Linked DNA regions of Homo sapiens: regions 1, 2 and 3 are each linked to region 4. Evidence: chromatin contacts called from ENCODE Hi-C or POLR2A ChIA-PET data. All regions are on one chromosome and are shown on one strand. The core of a region is the stretch at or near the end of the contact, and the rest is flanking DNA. Distances in the headings are between cores, read along the strand shown. Region 1 overlaps DIP2C (disco interacting protein 2 homolog C). Region 2 overlaps DIP2C (disco interacting protein 2 homolog C). Region 3 overlaps DIP2C (disco interacting protein 2 homolog C). Region 4 has its middle 100 kb from the start of DIP2C.

What was found. Hi-C counts contacts between places; a loop is a spot of excess contacts on that map. ChIA-PET counts read pairs that join two places held with the same protein, here RNA polymerase II (POLR2A). Pooled maps may share reads with other maps.
Region 1: a loop to region 4 is called in a pooled map, with 2.5 times the contacts of the local background. The contact joins two enhancer-like sites. A Hi-C loop is called at or near these places in 3 of 50 pooled maps. POLR2A ChIA-PET finds 5 or more read pairs at or near these places in 2 of 52 experiments (A673 and OCI-LY7).
Region 2: a loop to region 4 is called in a map of transverse colon, with 2.3 times the contacts of the local background. The contact joins two enhancer-like sites. A Hi-C loop is called at or near these places in 2 of 168 maps with a recorded cell type or tissue (sigmoid colon and transverse colon) and 4 of 50 pooled maps. POLR2A ChIA-PET finds 5 or more read pairs at or near these places in 1 of 52 experiments (activated CD4-positive, alpha-beta T cell).
Region 3: a map of Caco-2 shows a loop between it and region 4 (2.8-fold over the local background). The contact joins two enhancer-like sites. A Hi-C loop is called at or near these places in 1 of 168 maps with a recorded cell type or tissue (Caco-2).

Annotation. Positions count from the first base shown.
Region 1 is chr10:326,223-334,176 of GRCh38, forward strand. DIP2C (disco interacting protein 2 homolog C) reads right to left here. Exons shown (of 37, transcript NM_014974.3): 30 at 3,211-3,379; 31 at 784-954. Among named protein-coding and RNA genes, the nearest start is that of ZMYND11, 190 kb to the left of the region's middle. Within about 2 kb of position 3,594, at least 19 of the 41 ENCODE cell types and tissues checked have a DNase peak (open chromatin) inside an H3K27ac peak, as active enhancers do.
Region 2 is chr10:363,631-370,430 of GRCh38, forward strand. It overlaps DIP2C (disco interacting protein 2 homolog C), which reads right to left. Exons shown (of 37, transcript NM_014974.3): 18 at 5,864-6,003; 19 at 2,645-2,781; 20 at 744-952. Among named protein-coding and RNA genes, the nearest start is that of ZMYND11, 230 kb to the left of the region's middle. RefSeq lists enhancers at 166-1,365, 5,524-6,463. Within about 2 kb of position 2,666, at least 2 of the 41 ENCODE cell types and tissues checked have a DNase peak (open chromatin) inside an H3K27ac peak, as active enhancers do.
Region 3 is chr10:415,508-422,353 of GRCh38, forward strand. DIP2C (disco interacting protein 2 homolog C) reads right to left here. Exons shown (of 37, transcript NM_014974.3): 6 at 3,558-3,692; 7 at 262-381. Among named protein-coding and RNA genes, the nearest start is that of DIP2C-AS2, 210 kb to the right of the region's middle. RefSeq lists an enhancer at 15-1,214. Within about 2 kb of position 5,389, at least 3 of the 41 ENCODE cell types and tissues checked have a DNase peak (open chromatin) inside an H3K27ac peak, as active enhancers do.
Region 4 is chr10:787,473-794,626 of GRCh38, forward strand. No RefSeq gene overlaps it. Among named protein-coding and RNA genes, the nearest start is that of DIP2C, 100 kb to the left of the region's middle. RefSeq lists enhancers at 206-1,127, 1,423-1,567 and a cis regulatory region at 1,489-1,502. Within about 2 kb of position 2,124, at least 7 of the 41 ENCODE cell types and tissues checked have a DNase peak (open chromatin) inside an H3K27ac peak, as active enhancers do.

The sequences.
Region 1 (7,954 bases), core at 2,344-4,843, 460 kb before region 4:
TTGCAGCTACTTTTTCTGAAGTGATCTCGGGAAGAGAGGAGGTTCCCTCCTCTGACCTAGTGGCTAACTCCAAGCACCTAGACAGGCGTGAAAAGGGCAGAGGGAGCCTTCGGAGGCTCACCCAGCAGCAACCTTAAGCAATCACTCTGGGATCACAAGTAGGATAGGGGGTGGGGAGAGGGAGGTGGAGGGATGCACACCAACCGTTTGCCTCACCAGCACCTGCTGAGAGGGAAGCCCTTATTCTTCCAGGAAGGAAATCCGCAGCTCTGCCTGCAGCTTGTCAGCCACTGTTAATGCAAGGCTGTCTTGCTAGAGCTGCTTCACTTACGCCTGTTTCCCAGAAGTGCGGCTTTGCGGTTTCTAAAATGCCATTGCAGCAGCAAATCCCAGAACCTGCTCAATGTCATTAAGTTCTTCCTACAGCGATCGTCTACACGCGTGGGACTAAGTACTTCGAGGGACTGGTTTCTTCATCTGTCTAGTATCTAATCTTTAAAAAGTCGAACAGCAGAGGTCTGGACAAACTGCTACCCCTGTCACAAAAGTTAAAATGTTCCAGGACAGAGTAAGTCCTATGAATGCTTGTTATGAATAATGGATACGAACGTAGACTGTAGTTTAAAGAAACAGAGATCTGCACCAACCGCATGCGTGTGACTGAAAGATCTCTTCTGGATGTAGCTAAGCATCAGCCGAGGGAGACGAGTGGAGCCAGTCTGTGCTGTACCCACCCCGGGAGCCACACTTCCCACTCAGCACTGTGATGTCGCCGAATCTCACCTGCAAGCAAATCGCCAGGTTCACCCTGCAACCGAACGAGGTGCTGACGGCCCGCGGGTGAAGGCCCAGGTCCTTAAACAGCTTTGAGAACGACTGTGTGAGTGCGATCCGAGGCCTCTCTTCCGCCACAACCACGCAGGTCCTCACTCGGGACAAGTCCAGCCCTCGCGCCTGGAGATGATGACAGAGAAACCGAGTCAGCCCCCACGTGTCGAGCTTGGAGTGAGCCAGAGACTCCTTCCCACAGATCCCCACGTAAACATTGGAAAACTCAACACAGCTATGCATTTCCAGGGCCACCTGTGTCCACTTCTTCAATATAACAAACCAGGAGTTGGTGAAAAAACATTCACACAACTATTCAAATGATTAAGAATGGAATTACAAACACGTCTCAAACAACCACCTGGAGCCACAGCAAGAACTGTTATGAGGAAAAAGGTTGAGGAAAAGCAACTTCCTGGCTGAGACGATGAAAGGCCGTTCGGGAAAAGAGAGCCATCTGATACATTCTTCTGGGCATGGATGTACCAGAACACACACTGGAGAGGAACGGGAAAAATCTACATGTAAAAGAGATGGGATCTTGCTATGCTGCCCAGGCTGGAGTTGAACTCCTCGGCTCAAGTGACCCTCCCACCTTGTGGTCTCCCAAGTAGCTGGGACTGCAGACATGTACCACCACACCCAGCCTGAAAACCTACATTTTAATATATAGGAATATAAAACTAAAATTTTTGGATGACTTCATAGACAGTGCTCCATTTATGTCCCATTACGCCAAGAATTTCTTCTCATTCTCAAGCGTGTCTGTTTCCACAGTAAGCAAAAGATTAACAACATCTCAGTTTCCACACCAAATTCAGTCAGCCGAGCACAACAGAAAAAGTCATACAGGAATTCAAGGAGTTAAGCTCAGCTCACTCTGTGGCACTACCTGGGCCGAGCAGAGGGAAAGTAAGGGAGCGACAGGAATGGCTTGTGAATGTGAAGGCGAGCCGTGAATGTCTGCGTCTTGGAGTGGAACCCAGAGCTGCTAAGGGGGCGGCCACCAAAACCCCAACCGTCAGGCCCTGCGAACCCTTTCAAGGCAGCCTCGGCACACGGACAACCGACAAGGGTCCTGAGCAAGGAGGACGCACAGCTCGAGCTGGCTTTGACATTCGTGCTCAGTGTACAGACACGACTGTACACACAGAGTTAAACAGGAAAAACTCAAGTCTGGGTGACACAAATTACATATTCACACGCGCGCACGTCTGAGAGGTAAAGCAGCATGCAGCTGCAACAGCAGGTCTGAAGCCAAAGATTCTAAATTTGGCTCCAGGTTCGTTCAGCCTAAGAACCTGGAAAGGTTGCTTAATTTCTCTATGACATAAGTTTCCTCAGCTTTAAAATGGAGACAATAAGGGCTCCTATTTCAGAGAGCTATTGTAAGGATGAAATGAATACGTAAATTGCATACTGACCCTCAACTATGTCATGATTTTATTCTGGTTATTTATATATGTGCCAACAGGAAGGTCATGAAAATGTACTCACTTTCTAATACAATATAGATGAACATGAATAGTGCTAACTTTTTCCTATATAAAAACTTAAAATGATTGCACAATTACTTATGTTACATAAAGTTATCTTGCATTTTGCTTTCCTGTCCAAGCTTTATGCATTAGGAAAACAATGCAGGACAGATAAATGTACTGTTCCGTTATTGATCTCTGTGTAGATGACAGAAACACAAACACAATCCATGTATATACAAAGACATACACACATCCAAAGAGTACAAAGTCAGTTGAAATTTTATCAAAACTGGTCAGATGATTATTCCCTCCTAGTTACTTGGAGCTAAGGACTACTTAATTTACCATGAAGATATACGTATCAAAATGTCCTTGGTTTAAATGGAGGGAAATACTATTATTCTTACATAATAGCAATTATTAAAAAATGAAACACAACACTGTTAACTGAACTGTAAAATGAATTGAGCTTAGGGTCCAGACCCAGAAATCAGGGTCTCCAGGGAAAATAAAAGTGAGCGGCTAAATTCAAACCTACCTTCTTAAACACCAGTATCAAATAAAGTTAACATCACCTAAGATCTTCTGAACACTGAACACTTCAGAACACTGAATCCACCCAACAAAAAATCAAATTTAGGATCTTTCAAGTAGACCCAGTGGAATGACAGGCATTGAAAATATTTTACATTCTGGTTCGTTACTGTCTGTGGTCGTGGGGAAATATTCACGTTAAAAAGATTTTCATATAAAGGCAGTTTGTAAGCTTCAGGTGACGTTAGATTAAACCCAGGCTTTGTTTTGGAGGACTGTTTTAACTTCACCCCATCACAGATGTGCCTTCTTAGAAAGGAGTCCCTGTGGGCTCACAGGGCACTGAGCTGCCAAGGGAGCTGCTTACCTTGAGGGACTCTGTTTGCGAGCCCAGCCCCTTGGTGCACAGCTCCATCACGGAGTAGGAGCAAAACGTGTCTCGGACTTTGTACTGACTCACGGCAAGAAGCCACAAGGCGGGGTTGGTTTCCAGCTCAGAGGGCGGGATCAGGATGGACTGGTGCCCAGAATACACACTGCAGAGAAAGAAGAGGCTGTCAGGGCGGGAGCTCAGCAAGGCTGGAGCTCAGCAAGGCTGGAGGGCTCAGGGCAGCACTGACTCCAAGGAAAAGGAGGACTTGGAACAGCCCGTGCTGCCATCTGTAGAAGGGCACAGTAAAGCCAACGCTGCAAACTGCAACCATGTTCACGAAAGCCTTCTGAAAAGCAAATACGTACTACAGAATCATGGGGCAGTTCCTACCACTTTGAACACACATTTAAGACTACTAAACGCTGTGATGCTGTGATGTCTCTCAGACCTGCGACATCAGCAAACTGGATCCTCTTTCTTAGTAGAAAACACAGGGATCAAATTTCGGTTTAAAAAAAAAAAGTCCAGCTTCAGAACAGGAGCTGGCAAACCACAGACACTTCCTGTTTTTGTAAATAAAGTTTTATTGGAACAGGGCCACCACCACTCATTTGTTTAAATATTGTCTCCAGTGGCTTTGAGCTGAGTGGTCAGAGACCACAGAACCTAAAATATTTACCAAACAGCAATTTAATAAAGAGCAGGCCTATACCTGGTTTAGAAAACTGACAGCCAGGGTGAAAAAAAGACAATTATGGTAATTAAAGTTAGTCACTCAATCTTTTTAAGATCAGATTTTTACTAAAAAGGATCCCAACGAATTACCAAACAGAAGAAATAGAGAAAAATAACGATTCTTTAATTTTACCTTCATACTAGAGAACAGATTTAGAGAAATGAAAAAGTGATAGATTACATATTTTATCAATTGATGGGGTAAGTGTGGATTTAACAACTTGTCAAAACTACATTTTTAATGGTTTTAATTTTGTTTACTACTATGAATTCACAATAGATACCATACATTAAAATAAAATATCCTAGATAAATCACGTTCTAAGATTTACAATTTAATTAACGGGAACGTTCTGTTGCCCAGGCTAGAGTAGGGTGGTGTAATCATAGCTACCTGTCACCTCAAACTCCTGGGCTCCAGCAATTCTCCTGCCTCTCCTGAGTCAGTAGGACCACAGGTGTGCACCACCATGCTTGTTTTTTTTTTTTTTCAGTGGTAGGGTCTATGTTGCCTAGGCTCATCTTGAACTTCGGGGCTCAAGCAATCCTCTCTTGTTCCTGCTGTGGCCATGTAAGATGTGCCTGGCCTCCCAAAGTGTTGGGATTACAGGCATGAGCCACCATGCCCAACCTACACAATTTTTTTTTTTTTTTTTTGAGACAGGGTCTCACTCTGTCACCCAGACTGGAGTGCAGTGGTGTGATCTGGGTTCATTATAACCTCTGCCTTTCAAGCTGAGGCCATCCTCCCACCTCAGTCCCTGAGTAGCTGGGACTACAGATGCACAACACTATGCCTGGCTAATTTTTTTTTTTTTTTTTTTTGTAGATACGGTTTCGTATTGTTGCCCAGGCTGGTCTCAAACTCCTGGCTTCAAGTACTCCTCCTATCTTAGCCTCCCAAAGTGCTAGGATTATAGGCATGAGCTGCCATAAGAGGCCTACGCAAAATTTTATCAGTGAAACAGCACTATGATTAACGAGTTAGGCCTTGTTAACTACTATGCTATAATACTAAAGCCAGTTCTTTAATGTAGCCAATCTCATCTAAAAATTTTCATAATTGTTTATAAGAGAATCCAACTAAAGAAATGTAAGGAAGTTAGGTTGGCTAACAAAATTTATTTCAAACGGGACCCTTAGTATGAAAAACTACTCTTCGGCAAATGTGACAAAGGCGTTTTTGGGCAATTTTCCATTTCTTTCCTCATTCTTATTCCAAAGCTTGATTTATTCTTTTCAAAAGGACACATAGCCCTCTGTGTCTGTGGGTTCCTCACCCCTGGCTTCAACCATGAATCAAAGATATTCATGAAAAAATCTGCATCTATACCTAACTTGTAGATTTTCTTATCATTAGTGACTAAACAACATAGTACAACTATTCACACAGCATTTACATTGTGTTAGGTATTACAAGTAATCCAGAAATTATTTAAAACATGAGAGAGGAAGTGCATAGGTGATGTGCTCGTATGATGCCATTTTATATCAGGGACTTGAGCATCCTCGCTCTTTGCTTTCTGCAGTGGTCCCGGAACCTATCTCCTCCGTGGACACCGAGGGACGACTTTCTAGCAAATAGTGACCTTTCCAAGGGTTTAATACTTTGAGAACAGGGTTAGGCACATAAGGGGTGAATATCAGGCCTCGAATTTTTACTCTGCTGTAAACTGGCCATTTCATCTTAGTTTTAAAAATTTTACTGTGGTAAAACATATGTAACATAACATTTACCATATTAACCACTTCTTTTCTTTTTTTCTGAGACAGAGTCTTACTTTGTCACCCAGGCTAGAGTGCAGTGGTGTGATCACAGCTCACTGTAGCCCTGACCTCATGGGCTCAAGTGATCCTCCCACTTCCCAAGTATCTGGGACTAGAGGCACGTACCACCATGACTGGGACTAGAGACTAGAGGCACATACCACCATGACTGGCTAACTTAAAACTTTTTTTGTGGAGATGGGGTCTCACTATGTTGCCCAAGCTGGTCTTGAACGCCTAGGTTCAAGCAATCCTCCTGCCTCGGACACCCAAAGTCATTTTAACCATTTCTAAGTGTCCCTGGAAGTGGCTTCCTCAAAAATACACATCAGCATTAATGATTTGCTCTGTCAGAATTGTCAGCACACAACGGGCTTGGGAACCCAGTGTGAATTCCTGGCCAGAGAATTTCAAATATACTTGTGAAAACTAAATATAGTTTCACCTCCCTCCTCATCACCATAAATAAGAAATCAACATTAAGAAAACACAAATCTTGACAGCAGAAACAAATAGAAAACCCAACTCATGATTTCCTAATTGCCCTTACCTCACTCAATACAGCAAATTTTGATTAATTGCTGTATTAGCCAAAATTGATTTTTGGCACTGGCAATAAATTCTGCTATGGACAAGACAAACCTACTTAAGAGCAGGTTGCTTATTCTCAAGACATTATTCTCTGAGAATGTTGGGAACCTGAGCTGTTCTTCAGATCTTAACTTCAAAAAGAATAAAAATAGACATTTTGGTAAGTAATACACATTCGCACATTAGCAATTTGATGATTTCAGATTACTAACCTGACAAAATATACCAACAACTGAAAACTCTCCTAACTTGGGAATTCAACAAGACAGGTTCATCTCACCTGGGGGTCCTGGGTCATACCCTGTCTGCCAGCAGGCATGCCATCCAGCCCAGGGTCTCCCTACACACTTGAGTTACTGCAATGAAGCACTTTATTATTTTTTATTGTTGAGACAGAGTCTCACTCCGTCGCCCAGGTTGGAGTGCAGTGGTGCATTCTTGGCTCAATGCAACCTCTGCCTCCTGGGTTCAAGTGATTCTCCTGCCTCATGCTCCTGAGTAGCTGGGATGACAGGCGTGTGCCACCACGCCAGGCTAATTTTTGTATTTTTAGCAGAGACGAGGTTTCATCATGTTGGCCAGGCTGGTCTCAAACTCCTGACCTCAAGTGATCCACCCACCTCAGCCTCCCAAAGTGCTGGGATTACCTGCATGAGCCACCGCACCCGGCCTATTCTTTTTAAAACACCCGTCGGCTTTATTTAGGTATACTTTGCATACCCTAAGTTTCACTCATTTTAAGCACAGAATGGCTTTTAATAAAATTGAAGAGTTGTAAAATGGTCACTACTCTAGAACATTCCCATCACCTGAAAGGGATCCCGTGTCCATCTGCAGTCAGTCCCATTTCCAGCCCTAGCCCCAGTCATCATTCTACTTTGTTTACAAATTTGCCTTTTCTGGACACTGCCTACCACACAGCCACACTTCCCTCCCTCAGCAGGTGCTTCTGAGCTCATCCTGTGCAGAAGCACCCACCATGTGGACGTGGCAGGCGTCACCTGTTCAGTCACCTGCTAGCGGATACCTGGATTGTTTCCTTGTGTTGACCGAGGTTCCAGGGAACTTACACCAAGTCTCTGAGTGGATGTTCGCTTTCCTTTCTCCTAGGAGTGCAGCTGCTGAGTCAATGCAGCAAGTCTGCTTAATTAAGATCATGCCAAACAGTGGCTTCCCCATTTTACATTCCCACTATCAATGTATGAGAATTCGTTTTTCCACCTTCTTGGTTACTGTTGCTTTGCAGTGTAAGTTTTGAAGTCAGAAAACACGAGCTCTCCAACTTTATTTCCTGTGTTTTCGGTGACAGCATTCTAGTGGGTGTGAAGTGGTATCTCACTGTGGTTTTAATTTGCATTTCCCTAATTAACGCTAGGTATCTTTTCACGTCCTTATTGGCCATTTGTATGTCTTCTTCTGGTGAGATATCTATTCAGATCTCTTGCCCGTGTTTATGTTGCTTGTTTCTGAGTTTTGAGTGTTTATTACATAGGCTGGGTGCAGTGGCTCACGCCTGTAATCCCAGCACTTTGGGAGGCTGAAGCGGGCAGATTACTTGAGGTAAGGAGTTCAAGACCAGCCTGGCCAACATGGCAAAACACTGTCTCTACTAAAAATACAAAAAAAATAGCCAGGTGTGGTGGTG
Region 2 (6,800 bases), core at 1,416-3,915, 420 kb before region 4:
AGTCACACCCTTCACAGCTCGAGTTTGCACCCGTGAAGTTAACGGTCTCCAAATCAGTAGAAATTTGCCGTTTCAGAACTAGTGATTTTCTGCTAAGTGTATGTGCCTTATACTGTCAGCACAGCACAGTCACCTCCAGTAAAAGAGATTGTAGCTGTAAAGATAATTCAAAGGCAGCAACATCATATCCAGGTATCTACTTCCTGCTCCCATCAGCTTCCAAACTGAAAAAAGGCTCTAAAACACTTTATGACTTCCTCCAGATTGGCAAAAACTCAGGAACCGTGGCAACTTATTTCATCACGGAGCCTCCACTGTGCACCAGGCAAGGCAGGGAGAAGAAAACTGGTAGAGCGGGGAGGTGGCGAGCGTCTGCACTCACACAAGTCTGTGACTGAACCATTGTCCTTGGGTCTCTCCAACCCGCTCCACGATGGATATCTGGATCTTTAATTTGTGCAGTTATTTATCAGAAATAAGTTTTCTAATGCATATTTCTATTATACTTAGAGGGGAAGTTCAATGGAAATATATTTATGGAGCTCAGGGAATTTCTATAAAATCTTGGACATTCAGAACTGGATTAAATCTCAGAGGTCAGAGTCCAGTTGCTTCAATAACATGGAAGAGGAAACGGAGACACAATACATTTAAGGAAACTGTGCAACTTTCAACCCTTCAAAACCACATAAAAAATATGGCCGACCGGAAACCATATGCTTGATTTGCAGAACGCCACTGACCTTCCCCGGTAGACAAACTTCATGGGTTCTACGGCCAGCGCAGTGGCCACGATGTCGTCGGCGTTGTGCCTGCGCCCGCTGACCACCATGAGGCCATCCATCTTGCCCACCACGAAGACGAGGCCTCCGGGACCCACGAACCCCAGCAAGCCTGTCCTTATGAATGGGTATTCACTGATCGGAGCCCCGGAGCTTGTCATGGGAAACACCTGGGGGAAACAGCATCCATCAGGCCACTGTTCATGTGGTCAGCTGGTTTTAATCCTCGCCGCTACTCCTGGGAGCACGGCACCTGCTTTGCTTAAGCTCTGCCTTTCACCCCAGCAACCCTGCCCTAGGGCCGAGGTCACAGTGACCGCTGGTGGCCAACAGTCTTCGAGGCAGAAAAGCACTTCCTGCCCACCTCAGCAGGACCCCATCCGTTCCTGCACCTCCACTCACCTGCTGGAGCCTCCTGCCTCTGAACCCTGAACAGATAACACCCAGAAGTCTCACAGGAGGCCAATCAGCAGTAACTGATTACTTGGTTTACAAAACCACAATGTAAAAGACGAGTGAAGAGTCAAGGTACATTTTAAACAACGTCTGTTAGTTTTAAAGTAATCTCTCTTCATTCATAAAATGTTATTTGCCCTTGTTGGAAGTATGCTGAAAAGAAAAATATTAAGGAAGCAAATCAGATCAGTTCAAACTCTAACCCTCTTTTTTCCTCCACCCTTGCAGATAAACCAGAGAAACGGAGATGGAGTTTTTATTTAGATTTGTATCCAGCTCAGTTTCGAGGGATATTTTAGAAAGTTGAATTCACACTCAAGAAAGCTATCATAGACAGGTACTGTAACATCTGTTCAGCCACATCCAAAGTTCTCAACATTTAGACCAGCAACAGTGGCTCATGCCTGTAATCCCGGCACTTTAGGAGGCTAAGATGGGAGGATTGCTTGAGGCCAGGAGTTTGAGATCAGCCTGGACAACAGCATGAGACCCCATATGTACACAAGAATTTTTTTTTTAATTATTCAGGTGTGGTGGCACACGCCTGTACTCCCAGTGACTCGGAGGCTGAGGCAGGAAGATGGCTTGAGCCCAGGAGTTTGAAGCTGCAGTGAGCTGTGAACGTGCCACTGCCCTCCAGCCTGAGTGACAGAGCAAGACCCTGTCTCAACAACAACCAAAAGTTCTAAACATTTAGGAAATGTATCCCCAAACAATTTATATTTTCTTACATATAACTTAAATGTTGTGCTACTTCTAAGGCCAGGACCTACTTGGTAAAAAGATAAGAGTTCTGAGTTGCAGCACTGAACGTGTGTCTGAGCCCTTCATTACACAGCACATCTGTGCACACGCCCCATGCACGCACATTACACACGCATCTGTGTACACCACATGCATACTTGCTTGTGCCACTGAGATCGTTACATACACGTGTGCTCGAGTTCTCACAGGTTCATACCTGGCCACATCTAGCCCAGGCCGAGGAGCCGTAAAGGGGCTCTAGTTGGCTTCCCCAGGCGAGGGTTCGTACCTGGCCACGTGTAGCCCAGGCCAAGGGGCTGTAAAGGGGCTCCACTTGGCTTCCCCAGGCAAGGCCCTTCACGCACACAAGTGCACGTTCAATAATGATCCACTTTTCACAGTAAAAGTGAGAAAAGTAACAAAAAGGATCCTTTTTAAAGCATGCTTATTCTTTTAAACACTGGTTATAAGGTCAGAACAATGCTGATAAAACAAATTTATCAAAAGCGATAAAAAGTGGTAAAGTGCCATCGTTTTCATTCATATAAACACGTCTTGCTAAAATGGATCTTACATTCCACGTCTATCACTATGCACCTGGCAAGGGCTCTTTGGAGACGGAGCCACAGATGGTGCCCATGGTAAGACTCTCCTCCACCTACCTCAAAGGTGTTCTTGGTCATGCCAGAGAGGCCATAGTAGGACGTGCCCGTCGCAACTGCACACACACACAGCTCCCCGATCTCATCCGTTCTGCACAGCTGAGGAACCCCGTCTGGCTTCACTGAACACATGATGGCTAAAAGCAAACAGGAAAGCACATGCAGTGTGAGAGGGGGCAGGTGGGGAGAATAAAGGAAACAGGGAAGACGCGAATATGAACGACACCAGTGAACAGGAATGGGGTCTGGAGCAAAACTGCACGGATGGTAGTCAGCCAGGCACTCATTTTCCCTAAAGAGCCATGAGTTTTCCTGTTGCAGCAACATGTCAAATTTCATAGTTGAAACATCAATAAATATTTCAATTGCTTTAATGTTAATGCGCAAGTTGTATTTAGGGGCGTGACATCATCTGCCATTTAGATATGGGGAGGAACCTCAGAACTAACATCAGGACCACCTGCCACACCAGACATCAGCAACGTGGTGCAACTTGACCTCTGCAAATCAAGCCTCTAATGTCTTATGGAAATCTGAATCTTCGATTTCACACTCCGTGCAAGGTGAGCCCTTCCGAGAACACCACTGGAGCGCTTTGCACACGGTTCAATGCTGATAAGTTCTCACTGGTCTGTGCCACCAACACTTTCATGCTTTGCCCAACAACATCCTACATACCCCCCAACTGCAATCCACAAATCTGATTAGGGAGCCAAGAGCCTCAGGCTTCAGAAGGGTGGAGTGTGCATTAGTGACAGCTGAGCTGTTTAGAAAGAGCCTAAAACAGCCGGCACCCGCTGGGCTGGAGTACAGAACAGTGGAAACATAAGTTAAACTCACAGGAAGAAAGATTCACATTAAGGCCGGACGCGGTGGCTCACGCCTGTAATCCCAGTACTTTGGGAGGCCGAGGCGGGCGGATCACAAGGTCAGGAGATCGAGACCATCCTGGCTAACATGGTGAAACCCCGTCTCTACTAAAAATACAAAAAAGTAGCCGGGCGCAGTGGCGGGCGCCTGTAGTCCCAGCTCCTCGGGAGGCGGAGGCAGGAGAATGGCGTGAACCCGGGAGGCAGAGCCTGCGGTGAACCGAGATCGCGCCACTGCACTCCAGCCTGGGCGACAGCGAGACTCCGTCTCAGAAAAAAAAAAAAAAAAAGTTCACATTAAATTTACACTGAAAGATTCTTCACCCATCAGATTGGTAAAAACAAAAGTCAGGTAACACGGTGGGTAAGGAGTGGAGAAAGAAGTGCTGCTGCTTACCGCTCGGCAGGGTACAGCTTCACAACCTTCGAAAAGACAATCACAAAAATCACATCGGCAGTTCTCTTTGAAACACAACTCCCACTTCTAGAACTGTTTCCATTAGACACGAGGGGGTCACTCACTGCAGCAGCAAAAGAGGGAAATTCACCAAACGGGGGGGCTCAAATAAACTTAGTGCCCCCACAAGGTAGCACTGTGCTGCCTTGAGAACACCGCGGAGCTCGTTACGCGCTGACAAAGGACCCTCAGGATAAAACATGCGTATGTACGCAGTACTCCATCATGACGTGAGAAAACCCCGGAACCCAGGGCAGAGGACACACACGGGGTGGGGGTGCAGGCTTCTGTTCCACAGCCCCAGGTGCCTCCGACGGGGGCCCGGGAAGCCCGCGGTTGCTCTCACTGCCGCACAGCCCCAGGTGCCTCCGACGGGGGCCCGGGAAGCCCGCGGTTGCTCTCACTGCTGCACAGCCCCAGGTGCCTCCGACGGGGGCCCGGGAAGCCCGCGGTTGCTCTCACTGCTGCACAGCCCCAGGTGCCTCCGACGGGGGCCCGGGAAGCCCGCGGTTGCTCTCACTGCTGCACAGCCCCAGGTGCCTCCGACGGGGGCCCGGGAAGCCCGCGGTTGCTCTCACTGCTGCACAGCCCCAGGTGCCTCCGACGGGGGCCCGGGAAGCCCGCGGTTGCTCTCACTGCTGCACAGCCCCAGGTGCCTCTGACAGGGGCCTGGGAAGCCCGCGGTTGTTCTCACAGTCACAAAGGAGCATTTTCATTGTGTCCTTCAGAACCTTTTGAAGATTTCACCATGCAGTTCCATTTATTTGAAAATTAAATATTAAAGAAATGGAGCCAGGGGGGCCTGGCCACAGCTGGGAGGCAGGGAGTGGGCTGGACACAGGGGCTAGAGGGCTGCAGGCAGAGGCAGAGCTGCGGGGATGCTGGAGGGCGTCCGCAGGGAATCAGGGAGTAGTGAGGAGGAGGGAAGCCACGGGCTGCCTTCATTTCTTTTATGCCAAACAGGCCGAACAGAAAGGCGAGACAGCTTCTGGAGTGCCTGGCCCTAGCGCAGCTCACCATGAAGGGGCATGAGGGGTCTGCCTCTGTGAGACTCCATGGGGCGAGGGTCCCTGCTGAGGCCCACCTGACCTGGCGCCCTGCACCTGCTGCTGAAGGCGGCAGCACTGCTCGCACAGGCATGGCTACCCTGCTGGGCTTGAGCCCACACCCCATGCCTGGAGGGCTCAGCAGGAGACACAGGCTCCAGGATTCCCAGCTGAGAAAAGAGACGGGTTCCCTTTCTGGGGCCAAACAGCCAGGGGCTGATGCTGCCTGTGACCCCATGAGTTGAGCGCCAAGCGTGTGCACCCTAAGAATGGTAAAGCGGCTCCTGGGAGGTGCCTGGGCGCTCCTCGTGGGGCTGGTGGGGAGGCACGGCGGGCCCTGCAGCTGGGCGCTTCCTCATGCATCTGTGGAAAAGGCTTCTGAGACTTGGAAAAAGGTCTCTACTGCTGAAAACAGGTTTCATGGTCACACAAACTCACATTCCTTGATTTTCACATGTGTCTGCCTTGGCGGAAGCCGAGCTTGGCTGTTCCCACTCTGGCTAGTGCCTTAGGGTGACAGATGGGCACGTCCTCTGGGGGAGGGAAGGGAAGCTGCCCAGGCACCAGTGTGGACCCTGCACTGGCCCCGAAGCCTTCCAGGGAAGAGCAGCCTGAGGTCCCAGTGTGCAAAGCTGCCCTTCCCCATCTTCTTGATCGTCTACCAGGAGAGGGAACACTGCCTCAAATGTCTGAAGCCTAACAAAGACTTCAGAAGACTGGGAGTGAGGCTCTCAGCCTGAGGGCACACCACGGGAACGCGGGAACGTGGGAACGCAGGCTTTGGTGACATGTGTTAGAAAAGCATTTAATAACTGGTTAATCTGTGCAGCTCGCGACCCACACTCACCTCCAGGCATCACGAGGCCGACATCCTGCACGGTGAGCACGGACAGCTTCTCTTCCGAGTCCACACGAATGACCCCATAGGTCAGTCCATGCATGGAGAGGACACCCCGGCCCGGGGGCTGGTTACTGTCATCCGTGGGCCTGTAATGACAGTTTTTAACTTGAATATGCAGGAGCAGATAAGCCATCACAATCACAGATGTGCAGTCAGCACACATGCGGCAGGCTGGGCACCTCTGGGCACAGTGCTGGCACCCCAGGCACAGTGCTGGCTGCCCATGTGGCTGCATTAGGGGATGCTCGTTCTGTTTATGAACAGCTGGCAGCGAGTCTACTGCTTCCGCCTCTACATTCCCAGGGAATCCCAAGAACACCCGTAAACTACCAACGCAGCTCCTCTCCTGCCCCCTCTATGCAGGCCCTGCACAGACCAGCTCTCTCTCCCCTCCCTCCAGGCCCTGCACAGACCAGCTCTCTCTTTCCTCCCGGCTCCTGCTCACTCCACGGTCTGCTCTTCTAGTTTTGCAAATGTCTGGAGGGTGGTGCATCCACTCCAAGAATGCAGACAAAACCACTGAACAGCAATGATGGAAATCCTGACTGTCCAGCCTCAATTCAGATGCAGACTGCCTGGGCGTATGCCCAATTTTATAAGAATCTAAAATAAGATTTACGCTGTGCCATTGTGGCTGCCAAGTTCTAAGGAAAACTATTTGGGTGGCAGGCAAGCTGTAGAATGCATTGTGGGTCAGGAGAAGACGGGTCCGCATAAGGCAGTTTTCAGAAGACCACTGCGCACACGTTCACCACGCTGGGGCCCACCCCACCTCCTCTGCCGGACACCCCAGCTTGCTCCCGCCTTGGGGCTTCTGTGCTGGTTCTCGCTGCTACCCAGGACGTTCCTCCGGCAGACGTCCACACGGCCCTCTCCCTGTCTC
Region 3 (6,846 bases), core at 4,139-6,638, 370 kb before region 4:
ACAGAGTTCTTAGAGAGAGACCTGACCTGGGTCACAGAACAAAATCAACTCCCACAGAGGACGACTAACAACCAGGTTTAGAGACCTGCCGACACCAAGGCTGCCTGGGAACATCACCCGCTCCCTACCTGGGTTCCCATCATGCGGCAAATGCCACGATTACTGCTCTTAAAAAGTAAAATAGCCTTGCAGAAAAAAATATCATTGTTTACGGGACCATAGGAGCATCTGGAAGAAACGTGTGGTAAAGAGTTCTCTCACCTTCTAATAATTCTTCAAAGTCATCGACAAAGAATTCTCGTAAAGGTGGTCGTTTCGGTCGTTTGAGGGTATTGACAAGCTGCTGGATTTTTGCTGACACCCGGCTACTTACTGGTACTCCTGAAAAACAGGAATCAGCGGGTGGGGAAAGCGATCATCACAGCTTCAATGAGCACCCACAGTCCCACAGTCCCACAGCCCCCTCCCCAGCGCGGCTACAACAGGCTGCATCCTAGATGCGATCCTGGGAAGGGCCCGAGGTGATCATGCTGTACGGTAGCCCCGTGGCTAGGCAGGAGACCGGACAGAGATACATCGGACCCGAATGTCTACCACGTTCCAGGATGTGCTGTTCTGCTGGTCATGCTGGGAGGAGCCTCAGGGCCACACCTGCTTGACCCCAGCTCTGATTCTCAGGACAGAATTGTCACCTGCAGAGGGCAGACTCCTCATTCCCACTGCCCCAGGCCCCCTCTTCTCAACAGGGTGAGACCATCCGTGGAGCAGTAAGTCCTTCCCTGCGTCTATCTCTCCAGAGACCACCAGCATTCAGCCTCACACCAGCATTCAGCCTCATGGAGGCACGAGAACATCGGGCCGCTGAGTCACGTCTGGAACCCCCAGCATCCCACAGCCCCGGGCTCAGGTTTCAGCACCACCACGCCCAAGCCCTGTCCACTCCTAATAAAGACTGAGCTCCTCACACGCGTTCCAAACCCACGCAGCTCAGCCCACACACAGGCAATGCATCCTAAAGCACAGAAGTTAAAGTCTCTAAATTCAAATTTTTGTGTAACAGAATACTAGCCCCTACCTATCCAAGTGGACCGAGAAAAGCCCCATTTTAAAATACTGTGCTAATTATAATGAATGCTGCACCATTCTGAAAATCAACTGGTTTGATCAATGAAAGAGTCAAGGTTTTCAAATTTTAAGATAAATAAATCAAATGAACAAGACAGAGGACCAAGACGCTGATGCCACAACTAGATCAAAAGCGTCCTCCTCAGGCACACGCTGCAGGCCGGCAGGACCTGGGAAACCATCACCCAGAGCTGTGGGCTTGGACGGTGCAGGGGTCTCTGTAGGTGCAGCTGGCAGTCCATTCCCCTCACCTGAGGCAGAGCCCTTGTTCGCCCCCGCACTGGACCATAAAAAACAGACTTCAACATTTGCGGGGAATAGAACAGAATTCAAGGAAATTTTTTCTATCAAGATTTTTTAATAGGTAGTCTCAAAATGCTCTATAGCACTTTAAGAATTGAGACATTAAATATTTCATATCTCTGAAAATACAGAAAAACACACAATCCAGAACTCTCAATATCCACACATAGTATGTTCCCATTAAATAGCCCAACTAATTTGGTTCAGATGAATCATACCATTCCACCAGGCCAACGATTCTCAAGCTTAATTTGGCAGATGTCAGAATTGCCTCAGGGACCCCCGAACTTCTAGCTCATGACGTCTGGGGTGTGACCCAGAATCACCCTCCCAGCAAGGGCCCCTGTGGGATTCTGGTGTGGGAGGCTATGACACGCCGAGACAGCACAACACACCACGCAGGATTTACCTGGGGAACAAAGGCAAAGGTACAGACTTGAAAGACGACAAAGTTACTAAAATGACAAGAATAACAAAAATGGCCAATTTAGTAAAGACGAACTCATCAGAGAACTAAAGCAAATAATGACACCAAAAGGCATTCCAGGAAAAGTCATCGCACTGGCAATCAGGGCGATTTCAAGCGCACTAACTGGACACTTACGAAGGCACAGTTGGGCTCTGCCTCACGTGAGGATGTGGCAGTGCGCCTGTTGGAGCTAGGATAGGCATCCCTGTCTGCCTGCGCCTGTCAGGGCTCGGATAGGCCTCCCTGTCCACCTGTTCCTGTCAGGGCTCGGATAGGCCTCCCTGTCCGCCTGTGCCTGTCGGCTCAAATAGGCCTCCCTGTCTGCCTGCGCCTGTCAGGGCTCGGATAGGCATCCCTGTCCACCTGCACCTGTCAGGGCTCGGATAGGCCTCCCTGTCCACCTGTTCCTGTCAGGGCGCGGACAGGCCTCCCTGTCCACCTGCACCTGTCAGAGCTCGGACAGGCCTCCCTGTCCACCTGCACCTGTCAGGGCTCGGATAGGCCTCCCTGTCCACCTGTTCCTGTCAGGGCTTCGATAGGCCTCCCTGTCCACCTGCACCTGTCAGGGCTCGGATAGGCCTCCCTGTCCACCTGCACCTGTCAGGGCGCGGACAGGCCTCCCTGTCCACCTGTTCCTGTCAGGGCTTCGATAGGCCTCCCTGTTCACTGCACCTGTCAGGCCTCAGATAGGCATCCCCGTCCACCTGTCGGAGCTCGGATAGGCCTCCCTGTCCACCTGCACCTGTCAGAGCTCGGACAGGCCTCCCTGTCCACCTGCACCTGTCAGGGCGCGGACAGGCCTCCCTGTCCACCTGTTCCTGTCAGGGCTTCGATAGGCCTCCCTGTTCACTGCACCTGTCAGGCCTCAGATAGGCATCCCCGTCCACCTGTCGGAGCTCGGATAGGCCTCCCTGTCCACTGTGCCTGTCGGGGCTCTGATAGGCCTCCCTGTCCGCCTGTGAGTCCCGTGCACCGCAAGATGACAGCATACCAAGGCTGCTCCATGCAGCTTCACACAAGGGCATTGTATTTCACCGCTAGGTTCTACCCTGACTTTTATGACCTCGGGAAGGACTGAGACCTAAATGGAATAGGGGCTGAGTGACACGAACAGCCGCTGTAGTCAGAATATACCAAGACTGGGCCACAAAGAAGGAAGGAAGAAGCCCTCGGCCACAGCCTGTTACCAAGTCACCGATATCTCTGTCCAACGTGGATAAAAAGACCCTCTTTCCTCCAAAGTCTAAAGCAACATATCAGCCCATCTGACAGTAATTCTGTTGTACATTTAACTTCATCTTGCTCTTCTAAGTGACTGTTCATGGTCTTAACACACCTGTACAAGAATTTCTCAGTTGCTGAACCACCGTTATTCAGCAGCAAAAACGGCAGCAAATTCTAAAATTTCTTTTTCTTCTCATGACTAAATTCCTACAACATTTACATTTTTCCTACAAGGAATAACTGTGGGCTCACTTGGAGAATATTTGCATTTTTGTGGCTAGGCCACCTTCCATGAGAGGCTCCCGAAGATCTGATAAATTGGCTTTGTCAGAACCGATTGTACCCCAGGAAGAAACACATCCAGTCATGGGCACGGAACGGGACGTCAGCACAAACCGTTTACCAGAAAAAAACGCATCTCTCCTTTGGGACGTACCATCCCCGGTCTCCATGAGCTCGGCGTTGCCGTACTTGGGCGCTGTCCGGGACCCCGTGGAACCCTGCGGTCTCTCCACCTGTATCGAGTGCTCTGAGGTGTACGTGGTTACGTCAGGAGGTGCAGAATGATTTTCTGTAAAGAAACACATCATGAGATTTTCTGGTGGTTGTGATGTTTGCTCTGAAGGTGGAACAAGCCACAGCCCAGGAAGAGACTGAAGCACAGGTGCTCACCCTGGGTGTGCCATGGAAAGCCAGAGCCGATCTCAGCCGCATCTGCCACACACATCCAGCACAAAGGGGGACCCCAGCATAACTCATGTTGCCGCAAATGGAGCAGAGTTCGGTAAAACCTCAGACGTAATTTCCTAACGGGAGCCATGTCAGCAGCATTTTAACTAGAATAACGTTAGACTGGCAATGGCAGGGCGTCAGGAACCCTGTGTGTGTTCACGGAGGGGTCCTGTTTCCTGTCTGCCACAGTCGACGCAGCCAAAGGCCTGGAATTGGAAACCCGGCTCTGGAAACTTCTGGGGATTTTGGGATGTCCCTTAAGCTCTCCGTGCCTCAGTTTCTTCGTCAAATGGGAACAGTAATGGCCATGACCGTGTAGGGTAGTTGGGTGGATTATGTGAGTTAACACGTATACAGTTCATAGGATCTTCTTCATAAAAGGGGGAGACATCAAGAACTATTATTTTATTATTTCTCTTAGTACAAACAACAACAGTCATTCAAAAAACCACGTTACACCCTAATGTGTACTAAGGATCGTGTAAGGCCAATGAGCGCGTGGAGCTCTTTCTCTTACAGCACCCCCTGGAGATAAAGTTAAGCCGTACGTGGCTGAATGGGGAAAAGCATGCTTTTCTATTTAATGAATAACGCATTGAGGAAGATGTGCCAAGCAGCCCACTGATGACGCCCGTCACACCCAGAATCTTGATGACGGGCGCCACGATGCGGATCGCGATCCTGAATCCTCCTCTGATGGAAGCTTTTCAGGATCACCCCGCCACTGTCCCACGCAACAGAAGGGCGGTACTTTGTGTCGCTGAAAGTGGGGCTCATCCCCAAAAGCCTCTCTTCACCGGACGCTGCCCATGTCCGCACCGTGCCCGGAGGCCGTCTAGACGGCGAAATCAACTGAACGCACAAAAACAGGACACAGAAGATCGAGGCACAGAAGAGGCCGTGACAGGACGCTGCTTTGTGATCTGAGAATCGGGCCGGGTGGGCGGTGCCGAGCTGCCTGGACACGGCGTCGGCCCCTCCTGACGGTGTCAGTCCGGTGTCACAAGTAGATTCGGCAATGCCGTTCACTGGGAACCCGTGACTGAAAAGACAAGAACTAAGGGGAGGGCCCGCCACACCGCCCGTCAGTGCCACGACATTCCACCTGGAGGCAGGCAGGCCCGACTTCCTGCAGAACCAACACACACCCCCTCAAGTCCTCAGCGGACTTGGATGGTAGCGTCTGGGAGGCCTCCTCTCAGCTCCGAGGTGTGAAAACGCTGGACACAGCTTGTAGATGGACAGCGGGTAGAGCAGTGGAAAAAGAAAACTAGAATGGGATTTCCTATCTTATGCCAAATTGGCTTGACTCTTAAGATACATGTGAGATGTCCCTACTTAATTGCCGGCATAATTAAATTGGTGGAAAAAATCCACAAAGGACTTGAGATTTTGCTTCAACAGCAAGTAGAAGCGTGGCCAGCTCTGAGAGACTCCGTGACCTGAGTCTGCAGCCCTGGGCTTTTCTCCCCTCGGACACAAGCAGCCTCTGCAGCCTCCACTTCTGTCCCTTGCCGGAGGGATCGGCCAGTGTGACTCAGCCATCTGTTGTGCTTGGACTCCTTAGGACACTCACGCGCACGCAGACGCACGATCACACACGCTACTTTCCTGTTTGTAGGCTTCTGATTATCTCACAAGGTCAAGTGCAAATCTGACTTTTTACTTCTTTTGTTTTGCCACAGAAAATATTTTTCCTTTTCTGATTAAGTTTCATTATTTTGCCACTGCTTTTTTTCCAAAAAAATTTCAAAGTTACAGAAAATTTCCAGATAGTCTAGGAAGATTATCTTTGTGCCTAATTAGAAATTACCGGAATGTGGTCACCCGAGAGTTACATTTGGGTCACACTGAGCCTTGATGTACATGAGTTATGAGCCCCTCATAGTTTGGATACATTCTTTGTACTAAAACTTCCTCCAGTACTGCAAGGGTAAACCCGCAAAGGGAGGCCAAGTGCCGTGATTCACTTGTTCAAAAATATGTGTTTTCCTTGGTAAGATTCTGCCCATTTCCTTAAAATTGAATAAAATCCGAGGATACAAATGCTTCCCCCAAGTGGCAGAGATGGTGTTTGGCCTCCCCGTTCAGGTGCCCGATAAAGCTGGCAGAGCCTCAGCCACTATCCTGGGATCCAATATACACATGGAATTTTATTACAAAAAAAAATAACAGTCACACATTCCTGTTCATTGTTTAACGTACTGTGATTTCAAGTACAGGTTATTAATTCACATAAACCAGTGTACATGTTCCTGAAACTGTGTTAAACTGAAGTTTAATACTGCTTTGCATTTGAGTATTACTTTACAAACTTTTACAGAGTATTTCTATTTTCTCCTTTATACTCACAACAGTTCTGAGAGAGAAAAAAGAAATGGTTTTTTTCATTTTTTTCCTCACCAAAAGCCTAAAAGCAGGAGAACTGACTTCAAGATCCCAGCAGCAGTTATTGGGAAAAGTGAGACAGACCCAGCTCTCCTGCCAGCAAACTCCTGTTCCAGACAGAAAACGGCCGACGCTTTAAGTCTCAGTGAGCGACCAAGGGGCTGAGACCCAAGTCAATCCAAAACGCCTCTGAGCGTAAAGGAGTCAGTGATCTAGAAGTGAACATTCTGGGGTTCTGGGGTGTCTGTGGGCTATTTAATCACAATGACGTGCACCTGCTTCCCACTGATGATTTTTTCAGGGATCAGGTTTTCCTGCGGCAGCTGAGATACCGGGAGGGTCTGAGCCCGTGGCTCGAGCTCCGTTATCGGCGACGTGGTAAGCAGTCGTCTCCGGTTACTGCTTTAATGGAGACACACACAAAACCCTATTCAACCCAAGTCCCGTACTTGATGAAAAACATTTACTACTGAACCGTTCAAAGGCAGAGCGACGTGAGGCCCATCACCGCTCCCCACGTGCCAGCTCTTCCTCTAATAATTCTCACTTTACTCCTTTTCCACAGCATGTTCAAACGTCATAGGGCAGTGATCCTAACTTTGTGC
Region 4 (7,154 bases), core at 874-3,373:
GCGTCCAGACTCGAGACATCCTCCAGCCACGGGCGAAATCACAGCCATTGCTGCAAAGTTCTTGCGTCCTGTGAAAACTGGATGTGAGCCTCTCTCTGGTGGCAGCTTCTACTAGTGCTTTTTTTTTTTTTTTTTTTTTTTTTTGAGACAGAGTCTCGCTCTGTCGCCCAGGCTGGAGTGCAGTGGCGCGATCTCGGCTCACTGCAAGCTCCGCCTCCCGGGTTCAAGCGATTCTCCTGCCTCAGCCTCCCAATTAGCTGGGATTATAGGCGTGCCCTACCACGCCTGGCTAATTTTTTATATTTTTGGTAAAGACAGGGTTTCACCATGTTGGCCAGGCTGGTCTCAAACTCCTGACTTCAAGTGATTCACCTGCCTTGGTCTCCCAAAGTGCTGGGATTACAGGCGTGAGCCACCGTGCCTGGTGAGAGTTGGGTTTTAGTTTTATTTTGTTTTTCACAGATTCCGGGGGTTGAATGGCAAAGAGGCGGGAGCAGGCGGAGGTCCATATGGAAGTTCAGACTCACCCCGCAGGAGTTCTGGCTGGGAGGCTGCCAGGACAGGCAGGATGTGGGAGCCGCCCTGGGAGGCCCCTCACTCTCCCCACACTGACCTCACATCCCCGTTACGTTCCTCATCCCAGGCTGGGCCAGCCACTGGGCGCTGGACAGAGCTTAGGAAGTAGGATGGCTCCGGGTGGGTTAGAAACCAGGTGCACGGCAGAAGCCGGCCTGGAGCCGCCCACAGCCCCAGCCATCCTTGGAGGGCCCCAGCCGAAGGAGCTGGTGCAGCTGGACACAGAGACCCGCTGGTGATGGGACCGGGCCACACGCTCCTGCAGGGCCCAAGCCGAGACCCCTGGCTGGAGGGTCAGCACCCAGGGTGGCAGCAGCTGCAGGGGGTCTAGGGAAGGACCGGGAGCAGAGCCTCAGCTCGTGCTGCTGCTCCATACACAGAACGCGCTGCGCAGGGGATCCTAGGCTTCCTGGGAGTCACATTAAAAAGCAACGTGAGACGGGCGGGGTTAATTCTGACGGTGATGTGTCCTCTGACCACATATCGCTAACGCACCATCATCCTGGTGTGGACTCGGAGGAAACACCACATGGCTTCTCTTGCCAAACCACCCACGTGTGGCAGGTGGTCACCGTGGAGCACGGGGGCCCAGTGTTTCTCAGACTGAAATCACACACAGACCCTCTTTAACAGAAACGAAAGTCTTGCCACTGCCCAGGGTTTTGATTTAATGGCTACTTATGCTGTACAAACAGCTTAATAAAACTGGGCACAAGCTCTTGCTGACTTGTATTCCGCCATAAAGCCGAATAGCCGCAAATAAAACAAATGTAATTAAAAACCAACATGAACATAACTTGGTGGGTGATGTTTTGCCGAGACAGCGCTGGCTCCAGAGGCCACTCTGGGGCAGGGGGACGTCGGCTTGGCTGTCCTCTGTGCGCTCCAGCTGGGAGGCCGCTTGGCCCCGCTGGGCTCAAAGGTCCCCCTGACGGACGTGCCTTGATGTTGCCACGTTGGACGGGATTAAAGTGCTGAGGCTGCTGTGACGGGTCAGGAAGACAAACTCGGCCCAGAGCACAACTGCGAGGCACACAGCCTTCCCAGAATGGCAGCAAAACCAAACATGGCCCTGGGAGGCCGCGGGGAAGTCCTACCTTGCAGAGCTCTGCTCCGGGGCCAGGGGGCGCTGGCTGGGGCCCCTTTGCAAGGCCCATGCGCCCTTCGACACCAGCCCCCGCCACAGGCTGCGCAGGCAGATGTTGCCGCTGCGTTTCCTCGCCAGGTGTCCATGGTGCCCTGCCCAGCGCTGCAGGCTCACCCAGTGTGGACGCAGGGGGCAAGGGAGCCTCTCCTGGGTCTCTGTCGCACGCCGATGGCTGTCTATCTGGGCAGGGGGTGGGGCTGGGGCCTTCGCCACGGGTGTGTCTTTCCTTTTTGTTTCCTGACGTGGAATTCTGTTGGGATTTTTGGGGACGATGACAGTAAGAACATCAAGGAGCTGCCACTGGATGGTGGAGCCGCCTCGTCACCAGAAGATCGCTCCAGCTGGCGTGGTGTCCGTCCCCCTGTCCTCCGGGAACTTTCCAGTCTCTGGTGAGCCTGGCCACAGACGCCCTCGTGAGGCAGCACTGGCCACTGGCAGGTCTGCTGAAGCCACAACCACACGGACAGGGACGGCTGGGCCGGGCTTCTCTGGCACTGACACTGAACCTGCGCGCGTGGTTCTGGGTGCCCTGGCAGTGGCTGGATCTGCCGCATGCAGAACCCCCTCCTGGCCCAATTGTCTGCACGAGGCAACCGGGGCGTGGGGAGGTCTGAGCTCCACAGTTCAGGCCACAGCACCCGAAGATGGAGCCTGGGACCCCTTTGCCTTTCCAATACGTGATGCCAAGAATTTCCCCAAATGTCCTCGGTTTTATCCCCGAGTGCGACATGGCTAGAAAGCGGAGCAGAGGCGCTGAGGGCAGGAAGAGGAAGATGCGCCAGGCCTCCCAGGCCAAATGCCAGCCCCATGCTCCTTGTTCGCTGGGCTCCTGCACTGCCCACTCCATGCACACATCCAAGCGGGCACAGTCACTGCCCCTCACGTGCCCAGGCCCACAGCCGCCCCCTGACCTCCAGCAGGCACTGGCGAGGCAGGGCAGAGGCTGCCAGGATAGAGATCAGTGGACAGAGACCTGGAGACAACGCAGGAGGGGGCCGTGTGCCGGCCTCACTCAGGGCAGCAGTCACCGATGGGGAGGGGTGTGGCCTGCGAGGCTGAAGTCTGAGCTGCTTTGCGCCAGGCCCAGCTGCAGGGAAAGCTGTAGGGCCAGTGAGTCTCCCTGCCGGGTCTCTCCCCAGCAAGCTGTAGGGCCAGTGAGTCTCCCTGCCGGGTCTCTCCCCAGCAAGCTGGTCAGCCCTCAGCAGGAGGTCACGTCCCGGCCTCCAAACCTGTTTCTGGCAGCCACAGACCCCTAGTCAAAGGGACCTGACGAGCCCGTGGAGCAGGGCTGAAATAGCCGGCTTTGGAAAAATCCAGCTCTAAGACTGTGTGTGCACGCCTTAAAAACCATTCAGGGCTGGGCATGGCAGCTCACACCTGTAATCCCAGTGCTTCGGGAGGCTAGGAGTTCGACGGCAAGACCCTGTACTACAAAAATAATTAGCCAGGCATGGTGGTGTGCACCTGTGGTCCCAGCTGCTTAGGAGGCTGAGGTGGGAGGATCACTTGAGCCCAGGAGTTCGAGGCTGCAGTAAGCCAAGATCATGCCACTGCACTCCAGCCTGGGCAACAGAGCCTGTCTCAAAAAAAACCTTTCAGGTGGAGCTTCTAGGAAAGGTGGTCTGCAGCAGGCATCCCTGAGCTGGGCCCCCAGGCACTGTCGGGGTGACGCTTCTTACCTGGACCACCATCTGTGTCCGCTGCACTGCACTTCCCCTCCTCCAGCACCGTCATCTAAGGGTGAGGCCAGCCAGGGGCCAGGAAGAAAGAGGCCTCCAGGGGTCCTCAGAAGTATCTTCGTCCCCAAGGCGGCTCCTTCCAGGCTGGCCGCGGCATCTGTATCACCAGCCTGCGCACTAGTGTCTGTGATGAGACGCCATAGCACAGGCACTGGGGTCCAGCACATGGAGTCTCAGATGGGCTTCCTGCCTGGGTTGAAGGGTCGTTCTCTGCTAGGGACAGCCATCGGCTCCTTCTCAAAGCCTCCAAGAGATGTGTCTGTCGGCGTCTCAGCCACGCATCCCTGTCTCAGGGACTTGCCTGAGCACAGGGCCGGGCCTGGTGTCTGCAGCTCTGACAGCACCCAGGGGATGCGGATTGGGCCACACTTTGAGGAGGACTGGACTGTGACGTGCCTTTCACAGAGGAAGGAAGGACAGGCAGGAGTCGAGGCAAGGAGTCGAGACAAGGCGAGCCTGTTGCCAGCGAGTCACAGAGTTGTGCAGGGTCTGCCGCAGAGCTCCCAGTGCACTCCAACCCTGCCACCGGACCAGCTAGGCCAGACCCCCAGGGAGCCGAGCACCCCAGCTTTACAGTTTTCCCAGGTGGTTCTGAGTCACTGAGCCACAGGCAAGCCTGGAGCCAGGAACAGCTATGGAGGATCCAGATGCAGATGCACTGAAGCCCACACCTGCCCCCCAGTCCAGCCCAGTGAGTGTGCATGTGTGTGCATGTGTGCACCTGTGTGCGTGTATGTGTACCTGTGTCTCTATGTACATCTATGAGTGTGTGCATGCATGTGTATGTGTACATGTATGAGTGCGTGCATGCATTCCTGTGTCTGCCAGTGTGTGTACATGTATTTGTGCGTGTGTGCATGTATGTGTTCACATCTGTGTGTGCACATGTGTGTGCCTGTGTGTGCATGTCTGTGCCTGTGTATGCACTTATGTGTGCCTGTGTGTGCATCTACCTGGGTGTGCACGTACATGTGCCTGTGTGTGCATCTACCTGGGTGTGCACGTACGTGTGCCTGTGTGTGCATCTGAGTGAGCACAGATGTGTGCGCATCTACCTGGGTGTGCATGTATGTGTGCCTGTGTGCAGGCACCTAGTTGCCAAACAGATCACGCCGACTCACTAGTGATATGTCAACAATAAAACTGGATTGTCATCTTTGTAGAGCAGTAGTTCTCAAAGTCAGTTCTTCATCAGAAATCTAGGGGCCAGGCCTCCAGGCAGCTGTGACACAGCCAACGGCCAAGAGCTGCGGGTATTGATCAGACTGCAGGGCGTCGGTCCTCCCAAAAAGGTGGGCACAGCTTGTCCATCAGGGTTGTGGGTGCGGGGCAGCTGTGTGGGGCCCCTTCCTCTCCCACCACGACGTCTGCTCACACAGGGTCTGTGTGCCTCTCTGGGTGTTCACCTGATAATACAGACCTGGTGGCCCAGTCTTCACTCACAAGCATAGGTCCCAGGCTGCTTACCAGCATGTGAACTGGCTGTGTTGCAGTCAAATGCTCGGCCCCAGTATAGTCAGCGTTCACTGGGAAGGGTCAGGTCTTGTGAAGCCTTGAGCACCACTGGGCAGGGGTGGCCCTCAGGACTGGGCCATCCACGGGAATAACATGAATTAGAAAACAGAACACTACTAAATATTTAAAATTTTTAGCCAGGTGTAATGGTGCACCCCTGTAGTCCCAGTTACTCGGGAGGCTGAGGTGGGAGGATCCACTGAGCCCGGGAGATGGAGGCTGCAGTGAGCCATGATGGCACCACCGCGCTCCAGCCTGGGCGATGGAAGAAGACCGTGTCTCAGAAAAAAAAAAAAAAAAAAAAAACCTTAAAAATAAAAGTGTTTTAAAAGCTCTCTAATGTTTCTTTTCATGCTTATTGTTGGAGATAGCTGCACCGAAAGACCACACTCTGAGTCACTGCTGTGTCAAATTAAGTCAGGGCTGCTGGATAACAGCTGTTCTATTGCTGTCACTGATTTCTGGTGTATCAAAAACAGTCCAAATAAAACATAAATGGGATGAGAAGGGGCTGGAAACCAGAAGAAATGGTGTAACATGTTGCAGACTTCAAAAACGGAGCCACAGCCATGGTTTTCCCATCTAGCACTCACCCTCTATAGCTTTGTTTCCTTAAAGTAAACGAGTCTGAGGAAAAAATGGCACACAACTTTGAACCATGCTATTAAGCATTTTTAAACAGTTCTTCCGACTTTCCCCTGGTGCTCAGCTCTGTCACAGGACCAAATGCTGGCCGAGCACTAGGGCCTGGGTGGACCAGGATCTGTGATATTTGTGTAAACAATTTAGTACTTTAGGCCTAGAATGCTTCCTTCTCAAAGGGCTCCTTCGACCCTCACTACTCCGTAAAATGGGCAGGGGACAGCTGCTCATGCACATTTTAAACAAGTTCAAAGGATGCAGAGAGTAGAAGATTCAACCCAGGTGTTCAGAGGCAACAGTGAATAAAAGTCAGGCTTGGAACCAGCTCTGAGAGTTGAAGGAAAATAAATTCAATATTAAAAAACCAACCATATTTCTATATGCTTGCAATGAACAGTTAAGCAATGGAAAAAATCACATCAAAATATGAAATCTCTACAGATAAATTTAACAAAAGGTGTGTAAGACTTGAGTATGTTGACTACCAAACACTGAAATTAAGTGAAACAGTGACATTAAGACCTAAATAGAGAATCAGAGGACCTAATACCGTCAAGATGTCCGTCCTACCCAATGTCGGTCCTACGCAATGTCGGTCCTAGGCAATGTCGGTCCTACGCAATGTCAGTCCTACCCAATGTTGGACCTACGCAATGTCGGTCCTACCCAATGTCGGTCCTACGCAATGTCGGTCCTAGGCAATGTCGGTCCTACGCAATGTCAGTCCTACCCAATGTCGGTCCTACGCAATGTCGGTCCTACCCAATGTCGGTCCTACCCAATGTCGGTCCTACGCAATGTCGGTCCTACCCAATGTCGGTCCTACGCAATGTCGGTCCTAGGCAATGTCGGTCCTACGCAATGTCGGTCCTACCCAATGTCGGTCCTACGCAATGTCGGTCCTAGGCAATGTCGGTCCTACGCAATGTCAGTCCTACCCAATGTTGGACCTACGCAATGTCGGTCCTACCCAATGTCGGTCCTACGCAATGTCGGTCCTAGGCAATGTCGGTCCTACGCAATGTCAGTCCTACCCAATGTCGGTCCTACGCAATGTCGGTCCTACCCAATGTCGGTCCTACCCAATGTCGGTCCTACGCAATGTCGGTCCTACCCAATGTCGGTCCTACGCAATGTCGGTCCTACGCAATGTCGGTCCTACCCAATGTCGGTCCTACGCAATGTCAGTCCTACCCAATGTCGGTCCTACCCAATATCAGTCCTACCCAGTGGGTGTATAGATTCCCTGCAATCCCGATCAGAACCCCGGCAGGAAACGACAAGCTGCCACTAAAGCTTACATGGAAATACAAAAGACCTAGAATAGCCAAAATTACCTTGAAAATTAAGAACACAGTTAGGCTTGGGGCCGAGAAGGTTTCCCAGCTCCACACCTGGGCCCACCTCTGTGTACCTAGTGGCCGCCCCCTGGGTTCTCCCTTGGTGCTGGTGATTGTGCTGGCCAACGGAGGACCTGGTGGTGGACCCGTCCAGTCTAGCCCTGCACCCCTACAACCCCCTCCTCCCCACCCCAC